Linked DNA regions of Homo sapiens: region 2 is linked to region 1. A link is an interaction called in ENCODE POLR2A ChIA-PET data of the cell type or tissue named here. Cell type or tissue: PC-9. All regions are shown on one strand. Region 1 overlaps NCOR1 (nuclear receptor corepressor 1). Region 2 overlaps NCOR1 (nuclear receptor corepressor 1).

Evidence for each region. ChIA-PET counts read pairs that join two places held together with the same protein. Peaks named below come from ENCODE experiments on the same cell type or tissue, not always from the same donor. Only the 100,000 strongest peaks of a DNase experiment are listed, where the experiment ranks them.
Region 2: POLR2A ChIA-PET joins it to region 1 with 6 read pairs; 2 of 35 experiments call an interaction of 5 or more read pairs at or near these places.

The regions. Positions count from the first base shown.
Region 1 is chr17:16,170,433-16,172,932 of GRCh38, forward strand. NCOR1 (nuclear receptor corepressor 1) reads right to left here. Exons shown (of 46, transcript NM_006311.4): 4 at 1,371-1,563. Among named protein-coding and RNA genes, the nearest start is that of SNORD163, 18 kb to the left of the region's middle. In PC-9, no CTCF peak of the experiment used is centred here; a DNase peak (open chromatin) is centred at 1,379; H3K27ac peaks cover 1,069 bases.
Region 2 is chr17:16,079,579-16,082,078 of GRCh38, forward strand. NCOR1 (nuclear receptor corepressor 1) reads right to left here. Exons shown (of 46, transcript NM_006311.4): 24 at 1,029-1,149; 25 at 830-931; 26 at 386-486. Among named protein-coding and RNA genes, the nearest start is that of SNORD163, 72 kb to the right of the region's middle. In PC-9, no CTCF peak of the experiment used is centred here; no DNase peak of the experiment used is centred here.

The sequences.
Region 1 (2,500 bases):
TTTTTAAAATTAATTTATTCTTTCTATGACAAATATTTATTCTGTATCTACTAAGTGTCAGGCACTTCCTAATCTGCAGAATTAATAATAAGCAAAGCAGAGTTGAAAAAGGTAAACATAGGCCCGGCACAGTGGCTCATGCCTGTAATCCCAGCACTTTGGGAGGCCGAGGTGGGCAGATCACGAGGTCAGGAGTTCAAGAGACCAGCCTGGCCAACACGGTGAAACCCTGTCTCTACTAAAAATACAAAAATTAGCTGGGCATGGTGGTGCGTCCCTGTAATCCCAGCTACTCGGGAGGCTGAAGCAGGAAAATTGCTTGAACCAGGACCCGGGAGGCGGAGATTGCAGTGAGCCAAGATCGCGCCACTGCACTCCAGCCTGGGGTACAGAGCGAGACTCCATCTCAAAAAAAAAAAAAAAGAAAAAGGTAAACATAGCAATAAAACAAGGACATACTACATGAGCAAACATTTCACAAAAGATGGGTAAATAAAAATAAGTGCATGGGGAAAGTTCTTAATAGAACTCGCATTGTTTGAAATGTCACAAAATATAGCTAAATATTAAAACTTATCTTTGTACAGCATGGCAACTATAGCTAATAATATGTATTATATATTTAAAAATTGCTACGAGTGGATTTTAAATGTTCTTACCACCAAAAAAAAACTATGTGAGGTGATGAATATGTTAATTAGCTTGATGTGTTTCCCAATGTATACATACATCAAAATATCACACTGTATAAATATCATCATAAATATAAATATCACCATAAATATACACAATTTTTATTCCACAATAAAACTGGGGGAGGGTCGTTATCTCCAAGTTACAGGATTACAGGTAACTTTTTTCCTCTTTATTTTCCCAGTTTTCTATAAGTATGTATTACTTACATAAATTAGGAACAATTTTCTTTTGTATAGAACTTATATGCACAATTCAACCTTACCTGGATGTGTTTTCTCCCATATAGCAGTTAATAAACTGCTACTAAATTTAAGGGACTTGTTTAAAATTTAATTAAGATTTAACAAAACTAGTAGTCTTGAGTACCTCTGACCACATTTTATAGCCAGCAAGCCAGTAAAAAAATGCTTGAGCATTATTTAATAGAAATTCTTCTTTATGGGAGCAGTCTTCTTGGACTGTTTTCACTTACCGAAAAGGCAAAAGTGCTCACTTTAGCAGTCTGGAGCACTCATCTGTGGTTTCTAGTTTTGTTTAACAAAATTTTTACTTTCCCATACCACTAACCTTTAGAGACTGGTGTAACTGGACTTTCTTTGAGGTGCTATGCATGAGTATAACTAAATAAACATTACAAACCTACAACTCTACAGGGTAAGAGAACAAATATTTACCTTCTTAGCATCTGCAGAAGCCCTCAGCCCTTCTGGCAGCGGGTGCACTAAAGGCAAAACCGCAGCACTGACACGCTGAAAATGAGAATCAGAAACCTGTTCCAGACGTGGTCGCTTCGATTCCAGTGAATCATGATCCACTGGGGATGGGCCTGGATGAAACGGTTCATAACTAGTTCTCCTTTCTTGAGGCCTAATACATACAAAGAAAATAAACACTTGAAAATTTGTAAGTGATGTACAACTCCCTGGTAACATCCCTGGTTAGACTTTGAAATAACAAATGAAAAAGTCATGCTTACATTCAAAGTGAATCCGTACCCCTTCTGTTCCCACCCCCAAAGAATATATACCTCACTATAGTACCATTAAACTTCTAGTCTAATTTTTAAAAAAGGTTTGAATTAGCTGGGCGTGGCAGTGGGCGCCTGTAATCCCAGCTACTCGGGAGGCTGAGGCAGGAGAATTGCTTGAACCTGGGAGGTGGAGGTTGCAGTGAGCTGAGATCATGCCACTGCACTCCAGCCTGGGCAACAATGTGAGACTCCGTCTTAAAACAAAAAAAAAAGGTTTGGGGGGAGGATTAAAAACTAATCTAGAAGTGAAAGACAAAACAGAACATTTGCAGAAAGTTTAGTTGCTGAAGAATATCTATAAACTAATATTTTTAAATGTTAAAATGCCATAATAATTAAATTTGGGATAATATAAACCAGAAGAGCCACCATTTTTCAACCAATAATAAAAACAAGCAAGAAATAAAAATCTCCCAGCTATTGCTACAAAGAAAGAGAAATGACTTCACTTATGAGGTACCATTCAGTCTTAAAGACAAGTCTCTTGAGGAGAAATCCAACATTGCTTCTAAAACATCATCCTGGCCCCAAAAACATGTATTCTGTCTAGCTTCCCTAAATACATGACTTGAAGATCAGAATCTTTCATTTCTTTACAGGATGTATTGTTGAGTCCTGCTCGTGAGTGCTCATTAAGTTGACTTTTCATTTTCTACCAGGTGTTTACAGAGGTGATATTGTATCTCATGGCCAACCTGTAAACTAATGCTTTGCAAAGCAATATTTCATTGAAAACAGAATTGCTGGGTTTCATATTGAGGACAGACAATGAAA
Region 2 (2,500 bases), 91 kb before region 1:
CTGAGATTCTACAACTACATCTCCACCAGGGCAAAAGTAAGCAAATAATTCGTAATGATTTTCTTCTCAATTTCTATTTAGGCTAAACACATGGTAAAAGCTTTTCCAGGAAGACAATAAGAGCTGCATCAATTAGAACATATTTCTTTTTCCAGTTTGCAAATAAGTGACCTTTTCAAATGAACCAAAGTATTCATAATATAGCTTGTAGTCAAAATGATCACATTAACGTCTCTGTGGAGACAGTTTGCAGATCTAGGTTATGAGACCCAGTCCCATAATGCAGAAAAATGAACTTAAGCCACAAAATAGCCAAAGTGCTAAGAATTATTTATCATTTTTTCCTGAGCTTCTGTTGAGTATATCAGAGATGATCGTGACTAACCTGAGTGATAGAGCCCCGTAGGGATGGAATGCTCTCCACTGAAATTTTGCTGGTTGGAGTTCCCCGAGTTATACTTCCTTCTTGTATGGCTCCTGCGGTACCTGAATACAAACAAAGCTATTAGCAAATTACACCCCCAGCCCCTGCCCCAAAACATAAAAAAACAGCCCCTACTTGGGAGAGTACTCAACTAAGAAGAAAAGAAAAAAGCAGCACAAAACCCATCATGTTTGTTTTATTAAAATGTACTTCCAAAATAATACTAAAGAACTGCTGAAACATGGAACTTCAAGGTTTTAAAATGACTTTTACATGGAAAGAAAACAAATTTAGAATTTAAAGACTATAGTTAAAAAAGCCCATCATTAAAATATATTAATAACTTACTTTAATAAATTTATTGGGGACAAAAGTTTAACATTTCTGCCAACCAGCATATTTTACCTCTGACTACACCTTCATGTTGGGCCCTGACCAACAGACCCTCAGGTTGTGAGTTTTGGCTTCGGGGAGAAAATTCTTCCTGCTTGATGTAGGGCAAAGTAGCTGTGGAAAGGCAGAGAAACATGAAACAATCCAGTACTAAATTACTGGCTGTGATGCTACAAACGTAGATGCATTATGACTGTATTAACTCACTGACCTGATTTGGCAGATTCCTGTTGCCGTGGCAGTCCAAGAGAGATAGATCCCACTGACGGCTTGGGTGTTTCTTGAGTGTAGGAAGCCTGATTATGAGAAGTCAAATAAGTGCCTGGTGTTCCCTAAGAAAAAAACAAAAAAAAATTTAAAGATTAAGCAAACATTGTTTTTTTCACAAGGTCAATTTCACAAAGTCAGCATTCCCATTTCTGTTTAAAAAAAAAAAAAATTATACCCCTTCTACCCAAAACCAAGAATAGTTTTTGTAAAGCAAGAAAATCTTCATCGTAGATTGCTTAAATATAAAAAAAATTTTAAAGGGAGTAGGATATGTCTTCTAAAATTACCATACATTACATGTAAATAGTATTTACTATTAATAAATTACATAAATAAAGCACTTATATGTTGCAATCAAAATGTAAGCTACTATTATTAATATTCATTCCGACTAAAAATGCTATGGAGAGTGGTATCAGCAAATACAGCAAAGTAATAAGGACTTCCAAAAACTCTCTTCCATAAAAGCAACAAGAAAACCTGGAAAAATTTTAAGAATCAACCTTTTTTTTTCTTTTCTTTTCTTTTGTTTTTTTTGTTTTCTTTTTGTTTTTTTTTTTGAGACAGAGATTTGCTCTATCACCCAGGCTGGAGTGCAGTGGAGCAATCTCGGCTCACTGCAACCTCCGCCTCCCAGTCTCAAGCAATGTAAGAATCGACTTTTAAAGAACCCTGGAAATTAACCAAAGGCTTGTAGAAATCTGGAAATATTTATTTAAAAAAAAAAAAAAAAGCTGAATCTAGGTAAAAACAGGTAAAAACAATGGGCTTTGTGGCATTTTAACTTGTTCCATTCTCATTCTCCTGATCAAACTCTATGGAAGTGTTGAAAACCAAAAGCACTCAATCATAGTGCAAACCTATGGTGGCTGCCTGGCAGCCACTAGAAGGGAAAGAGCAAGGATGGAGCTCCTTAAAAGCCTCATTCCCAGATAACTGTCATTGTTTGACTTCTCTGTTGGTTCTCTGGGAGACTCCATTCACAAAGCTGTCTTTATTTGACCTGACTGGAGTGGGAGAGGAGGTGCAGACTTGTCAAAAACAATCAGAGGCAACTGATTAACTTCTCCACTGCCTGAGACAGTAGATAACAGCCAGGGTAAACAACAGGCTAACCAAAACACTTAAAAGGAAAAGCCAGGGAATGAGATGTTCATGGGGTCTGAAAAACTCCAACATATTCCCTAGAACCTAGAATGCTACATGCATGTGCAAGGCTATGAATATGCCTAGGAAAGACATGGGAAGGCCCCACTGCTCTCAACTTAGGCTGCCCTTAAGGCTCTGCACGCCAGGAAGTAAAGACTAAGGCAAAGCTGTTAAGTGCCCAACACATAAAGAGCACCCCTCAGCAAAGGCTGATTTTACTGATTTTAGACATTTAAGGAAATGTCTGTCTAATCATTAGCTGAT